Regions from separate parts of the Homo sapiens genome. Here region 2 is linked to region 1. Evidence: read pairs that join two places in POLR2A ChIA-PET (ENCODE). Cell type or tissue: PC-9. All regions are shown on one strand. Each heading gives the region's core, and the rest is flanking DNA. Links, peaks and the distances in the headings are about the cores only. Region 1 holds the start of CDC23 (cell division cycle 23). Region 2 overlaps CDC25C (cell division cycle 25C).

Evidence for each region. ChIA-PET counts read pairs that join two places held together with the same protein. Peaks named below come from ENCODE experiments on the same cell type or tissue, not always from the same donor. Only the 100,000 strongest peaks of a DNase experiment are listed, where the experiment ranks them.
Region 2: POLR2A ChIA-PET joins it to region 1 with 14 read pairs; 7 of 35 experiments call an interaction of 5 or more read pairs at or near these places.

The regions. Positions count from the first base shown.
Region 1 is chr5:138,208,684-138,219,295 of GRCh38, reverse strand. CDC23 (cell division cycle 23) reads left to right here and starts at 5,973. Exons shown (of 16, transcript NM_004661.4): 1 at 5,973-6,144; 2 at 6,233-6,305. The coding sequence starts at 5,984. RefSeq lists an enhancer at 5,662-5,956. In PC-9, for the core only: no CTCF peak of the experiment used is centred there; a DNase peak (open chromatin) is centred at 5,865; H3K4me3 peaks cover 2,135 bases.
Region 2 is chr5:138,302,670-138,313,798 of GRCh38, reverse strand. All of the region lies in intron 7 of CDC25C (cell division cycle 25C), which reads left to right. Among named protein-coding and RNA genes, the nearest start is that of CDC25C, 24 kb to the left of the region's middle. RefSeq lists a silencer at 6,340-6,515. In PC-9, for the core only: no CTCF peak of the experiment used is centred there; no DNase peak of the experiment used is centred there.

The sequences.
Region 1 (10,612 bases), core at 2,613-10,612:
TAATTCGGCCCATCCCTTCGTTTCCCATAAGGGATACTTTTAGTTAATTTAATATCTATAGAAACAATCCTAATAACTGGTTTGCTGTTAATAAATACATGGGTAAATCTCTGTTCGGGGCTTTCAGCTCTGAAGGCTGTGAGACCCCTGATTTCCCACTTCACACCTTTATGTTTCTGTGTGTGTGTCTTTAATTCCTCTAGCACCACTGGGTTAGGGTCTCCCCAACCAAGCTGGTCTTGGCATTACTAATATCACCATTGTATCTCTACAAAGAGAGAAGAAAGGCAAAAAGATAACTAATGTCAGCTTGGAAATGAAAAACCTTTGAATTAGGCAGAGATTGGTGGTGCTGGAGGGTCAAGGAAGTAGAGTTCAAGGGTTTACAAAGGAGTTGAGGAGTCTACATCATTAAAGTTGGTAATTATGGCTTTAACTTTTTTTTTTTTTTGAGATAAAGCCTCTCTCTATTGCCCAAGCTGGAGTACAGTGGTGCGATCTCAGATCACTGCAACCTCCGCCTCCCAGGTTCAAGCGATTCTCCTGCCTCAGCCTTCCGAGTAGCTGGGACTACAGGTGTGTACCACCACACCCAGCTAATTTTTGTATTTTTAGTAGAGATGGGGTTTCATCATGTTGGCCAGGATGGACTTGATCTCTTGACCTTGTGATCCACCTGCCTCGGCCTCCCAAAGTGCTGGGATTACAGGCGTGAGCCACTGTGCCCGGCCAGCTTTCACTTTTTAAACGTTTAATACATAAGATAATTATTTAAATATTTTCCTCCTGAAAAAAGGGACAGTTTAAATCTTGAGGGAATGAGTCTGTGATGCAGTTCCTGATGATTAGACAAGCATGAAACAGTTTATTACTCAGCTGAACACGGGAGGTCTCTGTGGTAATTTTGACTTGATTTTCTTTCTTTTTTTTTTTTTTTGAGACGGAGTCTCGATCCGTTGCCCAGGCTGGAGTGCAGTGGCACGATTTGGCTCACTGCAAGCTCTGCCTCCTGGGTTCACGCCATTCTCCGGCCTCAGCCTCCCCAGTAGCTGGGACTACAGACGCCTGCCACCAATGCCTGGCTAATTTTTTGTATTTTTAGTAGAGATGGGGTTTCACCGTGTTAGCCAGGATGGTCTCGATCTCCCGACCTCGTGATCCACCCGCCTCGGCCTCCCAAAGTGCTGGGATTACAGGCGTGAGCCACCGCGACCAGCCTGACTTGATTTTCTAAGTCACATACATATTAAAAATTTATTATTAGTGGCAGGCTTGGTGGCTCACACCAACTTGGTGAAAACCTGTCTCTATTAAAAAAATACAAAAACTAGCTGGGTGTGATGGCTCACGCCTGTAATCCCAGCTACTCAGGAGGCAGGAGAATCACTTGAACTGGGGAGGCAGAGGTTGCAGTGAGCCGAAATTGTGCCATTGCACTCCAGCATGGGCAACAAGAGTGAAACTCTGTCTCGAAAAAAAAATTATTAGTAGCATTATTGACTAGTACTCCAGTATATCAATGTATCACCGATTATCCTAAGATTTACCCATTAAAAGATATTTGGGGGCTGGGCACAGTGGCTCACACCTGTAAACCCAGCACTTTGGGAGGCCGAGGCAGGTAGATCACTTGAGGTCAGGCAGTTCAAGACCAGCCTGACCAACATGGTGAAACCCCCATCTCTACTAAAAATACCAAATTAGCCAGGCATAGTGGCACATGCCTGTAATCCCAGCTACTCGGGAGGCTGAAGCAGGAGAATCACTTGAACCTGGGAGGTGGAGGTTGCAGTGAGCCGAGATTGCACCATTGCACTCCAGCCTGGGCAACAAGAGCGAAACTCTGTCTCAAAAAAAAAAAAAAATTTGGGTTGTTTTACAATTATTGGTGATTATGAATAAAGCTACTATAAATATTTGCCAAAAAAAAATTACCTGCAATGGATAATGGCTAAAGACCCCAAGCATAAGAAACCCTGATGTTGAAATACTACATAAGGAGGAGCTTGCAAATAAGAATCCTGTAAATTTTCCTTAAAGTACTCTTCAACATATCTGTGAGTTGCATTTATTTAATCAAAAATCTTATCTAGCAGGGCAAGAAATCTTAGGGAACCACAGAAAACAATGGTACCAACAGAAAATATTGTCAGGGGCTGGAGGGAGAGGAGAATGGAAAGTGACTGGTAACAGATATGGTGTTTCTTTCTCAGGTGATGAAAATGTTCTCGAATAGGATAGTGGTTGATAATTGCGTAATTATGTTAATATACTAAAAACCATTGAATTGTATATATCAAAAGGGTGAACTTGGCCAGGCCAGTGGCTCACACTTGTAATCCCAGCTACTCTAGAGGCTGAGGCAGAAGGATCACCTGAGGCCAGATGTTCCAGACAAGCATGGGCAACATAGTGAGACCCTCATCTCTAAAGTAAAGAAAATTAGCCAGGCTTGTTTGTACCTGCCTGTAATCCCAGCTACTTGAGATGCTGAGGCAGGAGGATCTCATGAGTCTAGAGTGACAGAGTGCTTGTTCTATTCAGTTGAGTATTATATGCTTTAAATATTATGGTTTTTTGTTTTGTTTTATTTTGAGACAGAGTCCTGCTCTGTTGCCCAGGCTGGAGTGCAGTGGCACGATCTCAGCTCACTGCAAGCTCTATTTCCTGGGCTGAAGCAATTCTGCCTCAGCCTCCTGAGTAGCTGGGATTACAGGCACACCACCATGCCCAGCTAATTTTTGTATTTTTGGTAGAGATGGGGTTTCTCCACGTTGGCCAGACAGGTCTCGAACTCCTGACCTCAGGTGATCTGCCTGCCTCAGGCTCCCAAAGTGCTGGGATTACAGGCATTAGCCACTGTGCCCGGCCAATTTATGGTACATTCATATAATGGATTATCATGCAGTTATTAAGTATCACGATTTAGAAGAATATTAACTTGGGAAAATACTTAGAGTGAATTATCAAATGACAAATGTGGGCAGCACTGCAGTATGAAGCTATGTACACAGATGGATGGAGAAACACAGAAACCAGTGATTTCCTTTGGGTGGGAGTTAGTGTTCTACATATTTTTCTTTCTTAAAAAAATTAATTAATTAATTAATTATGTTTGAGACAGAGTCTCACTCTTGTCCAGGCTAGAGTACAGTGGCACGATCTTGGCTTACTGCAACCTCTACCTCCTGGGTTCAAGCGATTCTCCTGCCTCAGCCTTCGGAGTAGCTGGGACTACAGGTGCATAATACCACACCCAGCTAATTTTTGTAGTTTTAGTAGAGATGGGGTTTCACCACGTTTGTCAGGCTGGTCTCCATCTCCTGACCTCAGGTGATCCATCCATCTAGGCCTTGTTGGTATTACAGGCGTGAGCCACTGCGCTTGGCCCATATTTTTCTTTTCTTTTTTTTTTTTTGAGACCGAGTCTCGCTCTGTTGCCCAGGCTGGAGTGCAGTGGCGTGATCTTGGCTCACTGCAAGCTCCGCCTCCCGGCTTCACATGTTCTCCTGCCTCAGCCTCCCGGGTAGCTGGGACTACGGCACCCGCCACTAAGCCTGGCTTTTTTGTATTTTTAGTACAGACGGGGTTTCACTGTGTCAGCCAGGATGGTCTCGATCTCCTGACCTCGTGATCCACCCGCCTCTGCCTCCCAAAGTGCTGGGATTACACGCGTGAGCCACCACGCCCACCTCCCATATTTTTCTTTATAGTTAATGTATTCTTCAAGTTTTTGCCATTGACATTACTTCTTTTTTTTTTTTTGAGATAGGGTCTCTGCATCCAGGCTGGAGAGTGCAGTGGTGCAATCATAGCTCACTGCAACCTCAAACTCCTGGACTCAAGTGATCCTCCCACCTCAGCCTCCCGAGTAGCTGGGATGACAGGCATGCACCACCATGCCTGGATATATATTTTTTTAATTTTTAATTTTTATAGTAGTAGTGATAGGGAGGTCTTGGTATGTTGCCCAGGCTGGTCTTCAACAGCTGGGCTCAAATGATCTTCCCGCCTCAGCCTCCCAAAGCACTGGGAATATAGGCCCGCAAATTGATTTTTTTAAAGGGTAAAATGGGCTGGGCATGGTGGCTTATGCTTGTAATCCCAGAACTTTGGGAGGGCAAGGCGAGAGGATCATTTAAGCCCAGGAGTTTGAGACCAGCCTGGGCAACATAGGGAGATTCTGTCCCTACGAAAATTACAAAAAAAAAAAAAATTAGCTGGGTGTCGTGACACACACCTGTGGTCCCAGCTACTTGGGAGGCTGAGGCGGCAGGATCACTGGAGCCCAGGAGTTTGAGGATGCAGTGAGCCTTGATCGGGCCGCGGCCACTCCAGCCTGGATGACAGAACGAGACCTTCTTTCTTTTTTTTTTTTTTGAGACAGAGTCTCGTTCTGTCGCCCAGGCTGGAGTGCAGTGGCGCGATCTCTGCTCACTGCAAGCTCCGCCTCCCAGGTTCACGCCATTCTGTCTCAGCTTCCAGAGTAGCTGGGACTACAGGTGCCTGCCACCACGCCCGGCTAATTTTTTTTTTTTTTGTATTTTTAGTAGAGACAGGGGTTTCACCGTGTTAGCCAAGATGGTCTTGATCTCCTGACCTCGTGATCCGCCCGCCTTCGCCTCGCAAAGTGCTGGGATTACCGGCGTGAGCCACCGCGCCCGGCCGAGACCCTTTCTTAAAATAAATAAAATAATAAAATAACAATTTAAAAATAGATAACTTCTATATAACACCCAGTGAATGACAAAATGGTTTCAAAAAAAATTCCCGAGGGGTTGGTAAGATAGTATACTACTATGAAAGGATAAAAACCAAAAAACGCCGAAAATGTTCATGTAATGTTTAAGAACATTGGGCTTTGGAGTAAAATCTGGTTTATAGTCTAGACTCTCTCCTTGGAAGAGTGATAGAACTTCTCTGAGCTTCCGTTTTTTCTTTTTTTTCTTTTCTGGTTTTGTTTTTTTTTTTTTTTTTTTTTGACGGAGTCTCGCTCTGTCGCCCAGGCTGGAGTGCAATGGCACGATCTCGGCTCATTGCAACCTCCGCCTCCCAGGTTCAAGCGATTCTCCTGCCTCAGCCTGCCGAGTAGCTGGGACTACAGACACGTGCCACCACGCCCGGCTAATTTTTATGTATTTTTAGTAGAGACGGGGTTTCACCGTGTTGGCCAGGATGGTCTCGATCTCCTGACCTCGTGATCCGCCCGCCTCGGCCTCCCACAGTGTTGGATTACAGGCTTGAGCCACCGCGCCTGGCCGAGCTTCCGTTTTTCTTTCTATAAAATTGGGATGATACGAATATCATAGTGCTGTTTTTAGGATTAAACCAGATTATAGTTGTAAAAGAGCAGAACCTGTTGTAGGATAAACCCTCAATAAATGTGAAATGTTAACAATTATTGTTAAATAAATGTTACAGAACAATGCTCTCACCCCCACCTCCCCGGGCTACCCGGGGTAAGAAAGGGTAGACAAAGAGGAAAAATCCTCCACATGGGGCGATACATCCTCCTATTTTAAGGAAGAATCCAGAGGCTACCATGCATCTTTCCTAGCATATACATCACTTTGTCATTATCTGGTACAGAGTCGGCCCTGAAACTACACCCTTTCTATTTTTCATCCAATCACATCACCCGTGAAAGGCACTCTCCCTTCTCCACCCTTTCTTGCCCCTACTCCCACCCCTAGCTTCCCAGTTTACTTTTCCCAGTCACTCATTCCCCTCTTCCCCGCCCCGCCCAGAGGTCGTGGCTTCTCCCTCGCCCCGCCTATTTTCTAATTTTCCCGCCTCAGTAGCTCTTGGCCATTTGGGGATGTAGTTGTTTCTTTTCCCCCGCCTCTTCGTGACGTTTCAGAAATAAGACCTATGATTGGTTTTTCCGGAGCAAGAGCCGGCCAATGACAGGCAGATATTTTTGGTGCAGATGGGCAGCCAGTATTATCGCCGATGATTGGCTGGAGTGGCCCGAGTCGGGAAAATGGCTGCGAGTACCTCCATGGTCCCGGTGGCTGTGACGGCGGCAGTGGCGCCTGTCCTGTCCATAAACAGCGATTTCTCAGATTTGCGGGAAATTAAAAAGCAACTGCTGCTTATTGCGGGCCTTACCCGGGAGCGGGGCCTACTACACAGTAGCAAATGGTGAGATGTTGGAGTGGGAAGGGACGGGGCTTGGATCCTTGGCCTTGGGGGGCTTGTCGAGCTGATCTAGTTTGTGTGGGTGTTCCAGGTCGGCGGAGTTGGCTTTCTCTCTCCCTGCATTGCCTCTGGCCGAGCTGCAACCGCCTCCGCCTATTACAGAGGTAAGGACATGTTTACAGTGAGCGCTCCCCATCAACCCAGGGGTGTGCCTCAAGAGCCACTGAGTGCCCTGTCACTGGAGGAGAGCAAACTGCTTAGCAGAAATGTTTGTAGAGGGAATTCAGGCATTCAAAGAGCTGAGTGTTTTAAATGATTTTATCCATTTAGTTTTCTTGAGCTTTGAAAGACTTGGTGGTGCTCTTATTTAAAGCTGGGGAGAATTAGTAAACAATTACTGCTTATGATTTCAGCCTTTTAGGGCTTATAGCCAAACCTAGACATAAGAGTGCCTCATAATAGTAAATATTATTATAAGGAATTATTATAAGGATATCTCATAATAAATACCCAAAAGGATGAGAAGAATCAAAAGTTTTGGTCTGGCGCGGTGGCTCACGCCTGTAATCCCAACACTTTAGGAGGCCGAGGTGGGCGGATCACGAGGTTAGGAGTTCGAGACCAGCTTGGCCAACACGGTGAAACCCCGTCTCTAGTAAAAATACAAAATTAGCCGGACATGGTGGCGCGCGCCTGTAATCCCAGTTACTCGGGAGGCTGAGACAGGAGAATCGCTTAAACCCGGGAGGCGAAGGTTGCAGTGAGCTGAGATCGCGCCATTGCACTCCAGCCCGAGGGCAGAGCGGGACACTGTCTCAAAATAAATAATAAATAAATAAAGTTTTTACAATACCTACACTGTTGTCTGATCAGCATAGCAAATAATGGTTAAGTTTGGGTGCTGGATTGAGACGACTCTGGGTTCAAATGACCTTTGGCAACTTAACCTTCTGAGCCAGTTTCCTCATCTGTGCAGTGACGATAGTAATAGTATCTACTCAATGGGGATATTGAGAGAAGTCAATGAGATAATAATATAGACCGCTTAGAAGTGTGCCTGGTGCTTGCATCTATATTTCGGTCAAGTTCTTTATTAGCAGCACCAATGTGGGCAAATGATTTCTAAGTGACAGCCTTCTCATCTATAGATAATGTTAATAATTGCTGCATTTTCAAGAAGATTAAATAAAGCAATAAGGGTAAAGCATACGGTATACTCTTAGGTAAATTTTTTGAGTCAATGCAGTTTATATTTGTCTCATTAGCTTTTACTCTTGTGCCCACTTTCATAATGCCTAGGCCCATCGTTGGTCCTGAATAGGATAAATAATTGTTTTTGTTGTTTAAATTTTAGATTCAGGGGTTACTTGTGCAGATTTGCTACATGGATATATTGTGTGATTCTGAGGTTGGGCTTCAGTTGAACCCATCATCCAAATAGTGAACATAATACCTGATAGACAGTTTTATTTTATTTTACTTTTTTTTTTTTTTGAGACGGAGTCTTGCTCTTGTTGCCCAGGCTGGAGTGCAATGGCATGATGGCTCACTGCAACCTCTGCCTCCCGGGTTCAAGCAATTCTCCTGCCTCAACCTCCCGAGTAGCTCGGATTACAGGCACCCGTCACCACGCCTGGGTAACTTTTTGTATTTTTAGTAGGGACAGGGTTTCACCCTGTTTACCAGGCTGGTCTGGAACTCCTGACTTCAGGTGATCCACCTACCTTGGCCTCTCAAAGTGCTGGGACCTGGCCAGATAGTTTTCACCCTTTGCTTTCCTCCTTCCCCACTCTTGGAGTCCCTGGTGTCTGTTGTTCCCATCTTTAAGTCCGTGTGTACCCAGTGATCAGCTTCCACTTGTAAGTGAGAACATGCTGTATTTGGGTTTCTATTTCTGTGTTAATTCACTTTGGATAATGGCCTCTAGCTGCATCCATGTTACTGCAAAGGACATGATTTTGTTCTTTTTTATGGCTGTGTCGTATTCCATGGTGTATATGTACCACATTTTCTTTAGTGCACCATTGATGGGCACCTAGATTGATTCCATGTCTTTGCCATTGTGAATAGTGCTGTGGTAAACATGCGAGTGCAGATGTTTTTTTGGTAGAATAATTTATTTTCCTTTGGGTATATACCCAGTAATGGGATTGCTGAGTCAAATGGTAATTCTGTTTTTAGTTCTTTGAAAAATCTGTGAACTCTGTTAGTTCAGAGGCTGAACTAACTTAACAGTTCCATCAACAGTGTATAAGTGTTCCCTAAATAGGATAAATAACTATTGAATGAGTAAATAAAGCATATTTATTGAGAAGTAGAGCCTCAGTAAATATCACCCTCTCCTGAGGGTTTGTATTATATACAGGGATTTTACAGACATTGCAGAAACCTGACCATTATTGAATTATTGTAAAGTATTAGCTATTGGTTTGTTGAATAGCTTTCAGTTTGCTGTGAGAATGATTGATTCAGCAGCCTCTTTACCAATTTGTTGTGTACTTAGTGTTTTCAGGTCTTCTCTAGGGACTATCTCTGAAAAACCCCAGAGTAATGTTTTGATCTAAAGTGTAAACTAGAGTAAACCTTAAAACTGTGATTTATTTACTTTATTTTGTTTATTTATTTTTTTGAGATGGAATGTTGCTCTGTCACCCAGGCTGGAATGCAGTAGTTTGATCTCGGCTCACTGCAGCCTCTGCCTCCCAGGTTCAAGGGATTCTCCTTCCTCAGCCTCCTGAGTAGCTGGGACTACAGGCGTGTGCCACCACACCCAGCTAATTTTTTGTATTTTTAGTAGAGATGGGGTTTCACCGTGTTGGCCAGGCTGGTTTGAATTCCTGAACTCAGCTGATCCACCCACCGAGGCATCCCAGGGTGCTGGGGTTACAGGTGTGAGCCACCGTGCCTGGCCAAAACTGTGAATTTTTTTTTTTTTTTTTGAGACGGAGTCTTGCACTGTTACCCAGGCTGGAGTGCAGTGGCTCAATCTCGGCTCACCGCAACCTCCACCTCCCAGGTTCAAGCAATTCTCCTGTCCCAGCCTCCTGAGTAGCTGGGATTACAGGTGCATGCCACAACACCTGGCTAATTTTTTTGTATTTTTAGTAGAGAGGAGGTTTCACCATGTTGGCCAGGCTGGTCTCGAACTCCTGACCTCAAGTGATCCACCCCTCTCAGCCTCCCAAAGTGCTGTGCTGGGATTACATGCATGATTCACTGCTCTCAGCCATAACTGTGATATTTAAAGTTATTAAAATGCAAGAGTATTATGCTTGCTCAATCTACGTAGTAGATGTTTGTTATAGCTTACTCTCAATTTTTTTTTTTTTTTGAGACGGAGTTTTGCTGTATTACCCAGGCTAGGGTGCAATGGCCCAATATCGGCTCACTGCAACCTCTGGCTCCTGGGTTTCAGTGATTCTCCTGCCTCAGCCTCCCGAATAGCCGGGATTACCGAATGTGCCACCACGCCTGGCTAATTTTTGTATTTTTAACAGAGACGAGGTTTCACCATGTTGGCCAGGCTGGCCTCAAACTGCTGACCTTAGGTGATCCACCCACCTCAGCCTCCCAAAGTGCTAGGATTACAGGTGTGAGCCACCACACCCGGCTTGCTTACTCTCAGTGTTTTATAAACATTACCAAAGAAGCATGTCATATAAGGCCTTAAACTCGTTATCCTTTGTCTTGGACTTAAAGCTTTTCTTTTCTTTTCTTTTCTTTTTTTTTTTTTGAGTCTCACTCTGTTGCCCAGGCTGGAGTGCAATGGCATGATCTCCACTTACTGCAACCTCCACCTCCCAGGTTCAAGTGATTCTCCTTCCTCAGCCTCCCAAGTAGCTGGGATTACAGGTGCTCACCACCACACCTGGCTAATTTTTTGTATTTTTAGTAGAGATGGGGTTTCACCATGTTGGCTAGGCTGGTCTTGAACTCTTGACCTCAGGTGATCCACCTGTCTTAGCCTCCCAAAGTGCTGGGATTACAGGCATGAGCCACCACACCTGGCCCTGAAGCTTAGCTTTTCTGAATATAAGATGTGACTAGGACCAATTGTGGCTTCTTGGTTTAAAAACTCAACCTGGCTGAGCATGGTGGCCCATGCCTGTAATCCCAGCACTTTGGGAGGACTGCTTGAGGCCGGGAGTTCCAGACCAGCCTAAGCAACATAGTGAAACTATATCTGTACTAGAAATACATGGTGGTGCGGTGGCACGCACCTGTGGACCCAGTGACTTCAGAGGCTGAGGTGGGAGGAGGATCACTTGAGCCCAGGAGGCTGAGGTTGGAGTGATTTGAGATTGCGCCACTACACTGCAGCCCAGGAGACAGAGTGAGATCCTGTCTCAAAACGAAACAAAACTCAGCCAAATGCTAAATGCCTCTAAATTACATGTAATTTTCAGTAGAACATTCCAGATTCTTCCCATAAGCAAGAATGAAACAGAAAAATTTAAGATTATATAATCCA
Region 2 (11,129 bases), core at 1,088-9,087, 96 kb before region 1:
GGAAATACTAAATGAGGAGTTGAAGCTATCAGGATGAGAAATGTACATTTCTGGGGCAGCTGTATAGAGGAGAAAATGGAAGCTAATGACTCTAAGTTTAAAGTGAAGAGAAAGGCTGGGAAGAAAGAGCAGTAGCCACTGTGGGACTGATAATGAAGTAGACACATATAGGAATAATATTAGCCAGGAATCAGAAAGGAGAGATCTAGGACACAAATACAGGTGGCACATTTATATATTAATTCTTTTTATACATTTTTTGTTATGGTAAAACAAAATTTACAATTTTAATCATTTTTAAGCATACAGTTTAGTGGTATTAAGTGCCTTCATTTTATTGTGAGTGTACTTACCCATCTCTAGGATTTTTTTATTACCCCAAGCAGAAATTCTCTCTTTTTTTTTTTTTTTTTTTTTTTGTGAGATATAGTCTTGCTCTGTCGCCCAAGCTGGAGTGCAGTGGCGCAATTTTGTCTCACTGCACCTCCACCTCCTGGGTTCAAGTGATTCTCCTGCCTCAGCCTCCCGCGTAGCTGGGATTCCAGGCATGCCCCACCGTGGCCGGCTAATTTTTTTTGTATTTTTAGTAGAGACAAGGTTTCACCATGTTGGCCAGGCTGGTCTTGAATATCTGACCTCAGGTGATCTGCCCTCCTCAGCCTCCCAAAGTGCTGAGATTACAGGTGAGCCACTGCACCTGGCCCCCAAGCAGAAATGCTGTACCCCATAAACAATAACTCCCCATCTTCTCCCCCTTCCCCAGCCCCTAGTAACCACTATTCTATTTTCTGCCCTCTATGAGTTTGCTCTAGGTACCTCATATAAATGGAATTTTATCATCCTTTTATCTCTGGCATATATCTCATAGTGTAATGTTTTCATTGGTAATCAGTGTTGTAGCATGTATCAGAATTTCATTCTCTTTAAAAAAAATCAGTTTTATGTTAAATTGTAAAATGCACATAACCTTTATCATCATAACCATTTTCAAGTGTATAGTTTAGTAGTATTACATACATTCCCATTGTTGTGTAACCAATCTCCAGAACTCTTTTAATCTTGGAAAACTGGCACTCTGTGCCCATAAAACAACTTCCCATTTTCCCCTTCTCCCAGCCTCTGGCAACCACCATTCTACTTTCTATAAATTTGATTATTCTAGATATCTCTGATAAGTGGAATGATACAGGGTTTTTTTGTTTTGTAACTGGCTTATTTCAACTAGCATAATGTCCTCAAGCTTTATCTATGTTGTAGCATGTATCATAATTTCATTCCTTTTTATGGCAGAATAATATTCCATTGTATGTATATATCACATTTTGTGACATTTGGGTTTCCATCTTTTGGCAATTGTGAATATTGTTGCTATAAAAATTGGTTTACAAATATCTGTTTGTGTCCTTGCTTTCAGTTCTTTTACTTTTTTGGAGACAGGTCTCACTCAGTTGCCCAGGCTGCAGTGCAGTGATGTGATCATGGCTCACTGCAGCCTTGAACTCTTTGGCTCCAGCAGTCCTCCCTTCTCAGCCTCCCAAGTGACTGGGATTACAGGTGTGAGCCACCACACCTGGCCCTGCTTTCAGTTCTTTAGGGTATATACCCAGAAGTAAAATTGCTGGGTCATATGGTTATTCTGTGTTTAATTTTTTAAGGAACTCTCATACTGTTTTCATAGCAACTGTTCATTTTACATTCCCACCAGCAATGCACAAGGGTCTCAGTTTCTCCATATCATAGCCAACACTTGTTATTTCCTGATTTTGATACTATCCATCTGATGACTACGAAATGGTATCTCATCGTAATTTTAATTTGCATTTCCCTAATGATTAGGGATGTTGAGCACCTTTTCATATGCTTCCTGGCCATTTGTATATCTTCTTTGGAGAAGTGTCTATTCAAGTCCTTTGCCCATTTTTTAATTGAGTTGTTTCTTTTGTTGTTGTTGAGTTGTAGTTCTTTATATATTCTGGATATCAATCCCTTATCAGATAAATAATTTGCAAATCTTTTTTCCTATTCCGTTGGTTGCCTATTCACTATGTTGATTGTGCCCTTTGTTGCAAAAAAGTTTTTAATTTTGATGAAGTCTAATTTATCCACTTTTTTTGTTGCTTGTGCTTTTGGTGTCATATCTGAGAAATCATTGCCAGATTCAATGTCATGTGCCTCCCCCAACCCCCTCCCCTTTTTAAAAGAAAATAGTAGGGACAGGGTCTCACCCAGGCTGGAGTATAGTGATGCGATCACATAGCTCACTGTAACTTCAAACTCCTGCCCTCAAGGGATCCTCCCACCTCAGTGTCCATAGTAGCTAGTACTACAGGCATGCACCACCACACCTGGCTAATTTATTTTTTGTAGAGATAGAGATGAGGTCTTGCTGTGTTACTCTTCTGGTCTCAAAATTCTGGCCTCAAGCGATCCTCTTGCTTCAGCCTCCCAAGGTGCTGCGATTACAGGTGTGAGCCATTGGGCTCAGCTCCCTATGTTTTCTTTAAAGAGTTTTATAGTTATAGCTCTTAAGTTTAGGTCTTTGATTCATTTCGAGTTAATGTGTGTATATGGTATAAGAGAAGGCTTTAACTTTGCTCTTTGGGACAAAGAACAAAGCAGTGTTGGCTACAATATGGAGAAATTGGGACCCTTGTGCATTGCTGGTGGGAATGTAAAATCCAGTTGTCCCACCACTAATTGTTGAAAAAACTCTCCTTTCTTCATTGAATGGTCTTGGCACCCTTTTCAAAAATCATTTAACTATATATGCAAGAGGTTATTTCTTGGCTGTGTTCCATTCCATTGGTCTATATGTCTGTCTTTATGCCAGTGCCACACTGTTTACTGCAGCTTTGTAGTAAGTCATTTTATAAATCTTTAATTTCACAAATCATCCTTGAATATATTCTCCTTTATGGAAAAGTTAAAACATAACAGCTAAGGATAACTAACCCTATCTGACCACCATTCGAAGTCCCTATTGAAGGAAAGGGCTCAGTGGGAAAAGTTAAGAGCATGTGAGTCAGTGGAGCGCAGTGGTCTGAGAAGTAGCCTCTGGGGCCAGACTGCCTGGATTCATAGCTTGACTCTGCCACTTTTAGATATATGACTGTAGGTGAGTCATATGATCTCCTTGTGTTCAATTTCTTGGGTTGTTGTCAGGATCGAATGAGTTAATTACACATAAAACATGTAGAGCAATACTTATCAATTAATAGTACTTAACTATTATTGTGTAGTGTAAGTGCTTAATTATTGTAGTATACGACTAAACTATGTGGAGTTATGAAGAAGGCTGATAGGTGAGGGGATGCTCAATGGCCTTGATGTCCTCCGCAAAGTAAACATTGAAGTAATCTGATGATTCAGAGGAGAGTGCGAGGCGAGAGTCTTAAAAGTGTGTGAAGAAGGTTATAATTGACTTTTGGAGACTGTGGAATTACTAAAAGCCTAGTAAGATGATATTTGTAAGGTCCTATGAGGGCATTATCAGGTAGACATGCATGGCACTTGTTCGAAGTGTCTTCCTACAAGAATGTTCTGGCCTGGAAGCGAGATTGGAGACTTTGGAACTCCAGGGATGATAGTAAGGGTTGAAGATTGCCAATGGTGGATGAACAAGGGGTTGAGGAAGAATAGGTATGGTGAAGGCAGCAGAAAAGTCGACGATGATTCAAAGCCTGGCTAAAAAGCCAGATATCATTAGGTGGACTCAGTAAAGTAAGAGCAGTAATGTGATTGAAAGTTGCTGAGAAGGTAGAAAGTGGCTGGTTTAGAAAGTTTTGAGAGCTAGGCTGGGAGCAGTGGCTCATGCCTGTAATCCTAACACTTTGGGAGGCCGAGACAGGTGGATCACTGGAGATCAGGAGTTCGAGACCAGCCTGGCCAACATGGTGAAACCTCATCTCTACTAAAAATACAAAAATTAGCCGGGTTTGGTGGCAGGTGCCTGTAATCCCAGCTACTTGGGAGGCTGAGGCAGGGGAATCGCTTGAACCTGAGAGGTGGAGGTTGCAGATCACACCACTGCACTCCAGCCTGGGTGACAGAGCGAGACTCCATCTCAAAAAAAAAAAAAAAAAATTTTGAGAGCCAGGGGAGGTTTTAGTTAGTTTGAGGGCATGCCATGTTTGAGCTCTTGATAGTATAATAATAGATGATGATTGCAGTTGTTTTTATTTTTATTTTTTTATTTTGTTTTCTTAAATTCCCCTCACCTCCCCCCATCGCCCTTTTATTTTGAGACGGAGTTTTGCTCTTGTTGCCCAGGCTGGAGTGTGATGGTGTGATCTCGGCTCACTGCAACTTCCGCCTCCAGGGTTCAAGAGATTCTCCTGCCTCAACCTCCCAGGTGGGTAGGATTACAGGTGCCCACCACCACCCCCAGCTAATTTTTTGTATTTTTAGTAGAGATAGGGTTTCACCATGTTGGCCAGGCTGGTCTTGAACTCCTGATCTCAGGTGATCCACCTGCTTTGGCCTCCCAAAGTGCTGGGATTACAGGCGTGAGCCACTGTGCCCAGTCAAATTTCCTGTTTTAAGAATGAAGTATTTTTATGTTTTTTTTTTTTTTTTAATACCAGTTTGTTGAGAGCCTGATGTGGAGTTCTAGAGAAGCTTAGTGGAAGTATTGTGAAGTCATGCTCTCCAAAGTGTTGTCAGTGGACATTGTAAGAATGTGGAAAATACAATGGGTTTTAGTATTGAAGACAGTACAGAGACTAGAATGGAAAGGAAAAATGAGGGCCACGCAATAACAAGAGCTCCCATTTATTGACTACTTAGAGTATAGTAGGCACCATGTGCTAAGCAGTATACATCCATAATCACATTTCATTCTCATATCCACCCTGAAATATGACTGTTGTCTCCCTTTGAGGGGAGCCCATTGGGTCATGAGGTAAGGTGTGATACCCATGGTTACATAGTTAGAAGCAGCAGAGCCAGGGTTTAAACTAAGATCTACCTGACCCCAGAGCCTGTTTTTAGCAATTTTCCCAGGTAATTCTGATATACACTAAATTTTGAGCGTTATGTTCTATAACATAGTATTAAGTCCTATTTTATTTTTAATTTCATTGGTTTGTGGGAAAACAAAACCAAGATACAATCTGAAGAAGGCAGGATGGGTGTTGGGAGAATTGACAGTGACCTTCCTAAAACATAAAACAGTTTTGAGGACTTGCTGATAATGGGCAGTAGATCTATAGAAAAACAGTGAGTTGGGAATAGTCGGCATGGGGAAAAGGTTTCTAGGGCTTCCGAAAAAAAGAGCAATGTAAAATGAAGATTTAGGATCACTTTTACAAATATGTTAGTCTTCACATTTGCAGAATGTTGTAATTAATATAGTTAAGTCTCAGCTGGTATTAACTTAGCAAATTGAATTTAATGTTAATTTAAAAAATCCTTTTATTTTCTATTTCATTGTTGAAAACTTGTCTAAGTTATGTTGATCTGCTTTTATGAAATTAAGTACAGTACAGTGAACATAATTGAATCTTTCTCTGGTGATTGAAGATCTTTCATAGTCTCAGAAATATCATTCTGAATTGCATAATATAGACAGTATAGAAGCATGGACTTAAAATAGATTGACCCCAGGAAATATTCTGGAACAGGTTTTCCCAACCCGTGGGCCATGGATCAACACAGGTCCATGGCCTGTTAGGAACCGGGCCGCACAGTAGGAAGTAAGAGGTGGGCCAGGCCAGCGAGCATTAACACCTAAGCTCTGCCTCCTGTCAGATCAGTGGCAGCATTAGATTCTCATAGGAGGCAAACTCTTTTGTGAACTGCGCATGCGAGGGATCTAGGTTGCCGGTTCCTTGTGAGAATCTGAGAATCTAACTAATGCCTGATGATCTGAGGTGAAACAGTTTCATCCTGAAACCATATCCCCACCCAGATCCATGGAAAAAAATGTCTTCCACAAAACTGGTCCCCAGTATCAAAAAGGCTGGGGACCACTGCTCTGAAAGTTTTGTTTAGGTGGAAGAGTGGCATAGGGCTATGAGTATTTATTTGATTTTTGTTTTAAGAGACAGGGTCTTCTATATTGTCCAGGCTGATCTCAAACTCTTGAGCTCAAGTGTTCCCCCTGTCTTGGCCTCCCAAAGTGCATTTTGATGGTCTTTGAAAAATATTTGGACAATAGAGCCTTGACAGAAAATTTAAATAATTAAATAAAAAATGTTTTAAAATTGTCCTTTTATGGGCTCATTTTCTTAGATTGTAACTCTTATGCAGTCATTTTCTCTTTCTTTTTTTCCTTCTTTCTCTTTTTCTTTTTTTTTTTTTTTTTTTTTGTGGCAGTCTCAGTCTGTCTTCCAGGCTGGAGTGTAGTGGCGTGATCAGGGCTCACTGCAGGTCACAACCTCCTGGGCTCAGGCGATTCTTCCATCTCAGCCTCCCGAGTAGCTGGGACTACAGGCACATGCAACCATGCCAAGCTAATTTTTGTAGAGACAATTTCACCATGTTGCCCAGGCTGGTCTTAACTCCTGGGCTCAAGTGATCTGCCTGCCTCACCCTCCCAAAGTGCTAGGGTTACAGGTGTGAGCTACCATGCATGGCCATAAAGTCATTTTTGATTGATGGCCCATCCTATAAGAATATGCATAGCAGTAGGTTTTAGGTTACAAAAGGGATAGGGGGCTGGGCACGGTGGCTCATGCCTGTAATCCCAGCACTTTGGGAGGCCGAGGCAGGCAGATCCCTTGAGGTCAGGAGTTCGAGACCAGCCTGGCCAACATGGCAAAACCCCGTCTCTACTAAAAATACAAAAATTAGCCAGGCATGGTGGCATGCACCTGTAATCCCAGCTACTAAAGAGCCCGAGGAAGGAAAATCACTTGAACCTGGGAGGCAGAGATTGCAGTGAGCTGAGATCGTGCCGCTGCACTCCAGCATGGGCAACAGAGCGAGACTCTGTCTCAAAAAGGAAAAAAAAAAGAAAAGGAATAGGGATTTTTTTTTGTTACTGTTTTACCTCTTTGATGTTAAATGGAAAAAAAAAAAATAGGCCAGGCACATTGGCTCACGCCTGTAATCCCAGCACTTTGGGAGGCTGAGGTGGGCAGATCACCTGAGGTCAGGAATTTGAGACCAGCCTGGCCAACATGATGAAACCCCGTCTTTACTAAAAATACACAAATTAGCTGGGCATGGTGGTATGCACCTGTAATCTCAGCTACTTGGGAGGCTGAGGCAGGAGAATTGCTTGAACCCGGGAGGTGGAGGTTGCAGGGAGCCGAGATTGCGCCACTGCACTCCTGCCTGGGTGACAGAGTGAGACCCTGTCTCAAAATATAATAATAATAATAATAATAAACGGAAATAAATAGATACTTGTATAAAGCAGTGACCTCCTTGGAGATTGTCGTAACCTTAGTGATTTTTCATTCATTTCTTTACTTAAAAAATATTTATTGAGTACTTGCTACATGTTGGGAAGTGTGCTAGGCACTGGTGATACGATGGTGAACAAAACAGACTAGAATTTATATTCTTGTCAGGGATGCATCAAAACAACAAAAATTTTTTTCAAGTTAATAGATATTCTAGTTAGAGTTCTTGGTTGCAAATAATAGAAACTGATTCTAGTTTCCTCAAGCAGAAAAGGGATTTTTCTGGAGGGTACTGAGGAACTCAGAATTACAAGGAAGGCTGGAAAACAAAGTAAGGCCCAGCCAAAATACTATTCCAGGAACATTGAGCTCAGGATGCCACCACTTGCTGGCTAGACACTCAATGCCACCGTTACTGGCACCCTGCCATGGAACATGATCAGGCTTGCTGCTAGATAGACTGTGCTGCTCATGGATATTTGCTACCACCTAGTATATTCTCTACTGTGATGCAGCCACCATAAAAAGTCTGGACCAACCCTTTGCTTTTTGAGCTTCTTTAAGGTTGAAAATCCCAGGCAGGAATATCTAGTTGGTCACAAGGGCATGGAAAAGGGAATATCTGTCTCCCATTGGCCACCTCATGAGGAGGCAGGACTGCCTCTCTAACTTTAGATTTTACTGAAACAGTATGTTAGGCAGCCAAATTGTAAATGTCTGCCATAACAGACAAAATAATTTAGATTTTGGGCTGGGTGTGGTGGCTCACACTTGTAATCCCAACATTTTGGGAGTCTGAGGCAGAAGGATAGTTTGAGTCGACAAGTTTGAGACCAGCCTAGGCAACACAGTAAGCCCCCATCGCTACAAAAAAATAAAAATTAGCCAGGCATGGTGGTGTGCCCCTGTAGTCCTAGCTACTCCAGAGGCTGAGGTGGGAGGACTGTTTGAGTCTAGCAGTTCAAGGCTACAGTGAGCCATGATCATGCCTGGGCAATCCAGCCTGGGTGACAGAGCAAGACCCCATTTCTAATAATAATAATAATAATTTAGTAATTGCAAATAGTCCAAGTGTAATGATGGAAACAAAATGAGGTCTGAAATAGAGGCTAACAAAAGGAAATCTTTAAATGGAGAATAATAAGGGAAGATCTCCACAAGTGGGAGATATTTGGTTAAGAATCGGGTGATGAACTCTCTGTTTGCCTGGGACTAGAATGTTCTAGGATATGGGGCTTCCATTGCTAAAGCTGGGAAAGTCCCGGACAAGCTGGTATTAAGTTAGGGCCACTCTAATTGTGAAGGAATCATATATGACAAGAGTAGAGGCAGGAGCATTTCATGAAGAAGGAATGTTGCAGGTACAGAGGCCCCAGGTGGAAAAGGTCTTCACATGTTGGAGGGACTGAGAAGTCAGTGAATGAGAGGAGTGTTATGTGAGCTGGGAAAGAATAAGTAGTCAGGAGGTAGATCACGCAGGGTCTTTAGGCTATGGTGAGTGTTTGGATTCTATTCTAAGTACAATGAGTTGCTACTGAAGGGAGGGCTTTAGGCAGGGGAATAATATGGTCTGATTTGTTTTGTGAAGACCACTCTTGTTGATGGATGGGGAACAGATTAGAAAGGATTAAGAGTTGGAAGTCAACGGGTGGTTTGGCTTTCACCTGTAATCCTGTCAATTTGAGAGGCTGAGGCAGGAGAGTTGCTTGAGCTCAGTAGTTTGAGACCAGTCTAGGCAACATAGCAAAACCTCATCACTACTAAAAATAAAAAAATGTTAGTTGCATGTGGTAGTGCATGCCTGTAGTCCCAGCCACTTGGGAGGCAGAGACAGTAGGATTGCTTGAGCCCAGGAGGTCAAGGCTGCAGTGAGCCATGATCGTGCCACTGCATTCCAGCCTGGGCAACAAAGGGAGACCCTGCCTCAAAAAGGAGAAAAAAAAAAAAAGAGTTGGAAGCAGGTAAGAGTAGGAGCCATTGTGTTAGTCCTAGCTACAGTTGGTGGTAGCCTGAACTAAGGTGTTGACTATGGAGACAGAGAAATGGATGCATTCAAAATATATTTTGTCTGCCTGCCTCAGCAACATGTCTCTACAAAAAAAAAAAAAAAAAAAAAAAGCCAGGCATGGTGTGTATGCCTGTAGTCCCAGCTACTCAGGAGGCTGAGGTGGGAGGATGGCTTGAGCCCAGGGGTTTGAGGCTGCAGTGAACCACGATCACACCACTGCTCTCCAGCCTGGGCAACAGAGCAAGACCCTGTCTCAAAAAAATTAAAAAAGTAAAAAGATACATAGATATATATATTTTGGATAGAGAATCAACAGGACTTGAAGGGTTGGGTGCAGGCTGTGAAGGAAGGATGAGATCAAGGATGACTTTAGTCATATGCAGTTTGAAGTGTTTTGTTGTGAAGAGAAAACAGATGCTATCAGAAGAAAACTGCCTTCTTTTCTCACCAGATACAGCAATCAATCTCCTTTTATACCCATATAATCTGCAGTCGCTCTTGCCACAGAGCACGAAGTGTCCCTGCTCCTATCTAAAGCCCTTCCTTCACACTGTGTCCTATTCATTCATTCATTCATTTATTCACTAATGCCAGAGATACAGTAGTATCTGAGCTTACATTCTAGTTATGAGGAAACAGACAGACAAATACATTTGTAATATGGCAGATGGTAAAAATACTATGGTGAAAAAGCAAAGGGAGATTATAGGGAGTCCCTGGATTGGAGTAGGGCAGGGTGAGAGTTGTTATTTTTGATAGGTTGCATAGGTCAGAGGAGACTTATTTGAGAGTGACGTTTGAGCAGACATCTGAAAGAGCGAGGAAGCCAACAAGCAGATGTCAGGAGGAATGAGTCATTCCCAGCAGAAGGCAAAGCAAGTGCAATGCCCCTGAGGTGAGTATGCTTGGCGTGTTTATGGGACAGCAAGAAGGCCAGTGTGGCTGAAGCGGAGGGAGCAAGTGGAGAAGGGTAGAAAATGAGGGCAGAGAGGAGTTAGCAGAAGGACAGATCGTGTAGGGCCTTGTAGGCATTTGTAAAGACTGCAAAAACCGAGTCAGATGGAAGCATCTCCTCATGTGTACTACTGCAGTATTTCCCCACTCCTATATTACCAATTTTCCCTTCTACTAGAATAAGAGTTCTCAAATTTTTTGGTCTTAGAACTCCTTTGTAATCTTAAAAATTACTTACAACCCCTTGCCTTACACCTGAGCTTAGAGAAAAGCATTCAGCTTTTTATACATTGAGTATGATGTTAGCTATACATTTCTTGAGAAGCCCATCATCAGGTTGAGGAAGTTCCCTTCTATTTCCTAGTTTGCCAGGAGATTTTAGCAGGAACAGGTTTTTTGTTTTTGTTTTTGTTTTTAAAGAGACATGGTCTCACTCTCTTGCCCAGGCTGGAGTGCGTGGCACAATCACAGCTCACTGCATCCTCAAACTCCTGGGCTCAAGAGATCCTCTTGCCTATGCCTCCCCAAGTAGCTGGGACTACAGGCAAACACAGTCACCCCTGGCTAGTTCTTTTTTTTTTTTTTCCCCTATAGAGATGGGGATCTCACCATTTTGTCCAGGCTGGTCTTGAACTCCTGGGCTCAGGCAACCCCTCTGCCTCAGCCTCCCAAAGTGCTGGGATTACAGGCATAAGTTACCCTACCCAGCCCTTTTCTCTGTATCTATTGAGATAATCAAGTGAGTTTTTTTTTTAATCTGTTAATATGATGAATTACTTTTTTTTTTTGAGATGGAGTTTCGCTCTTGTTGCTCAGGC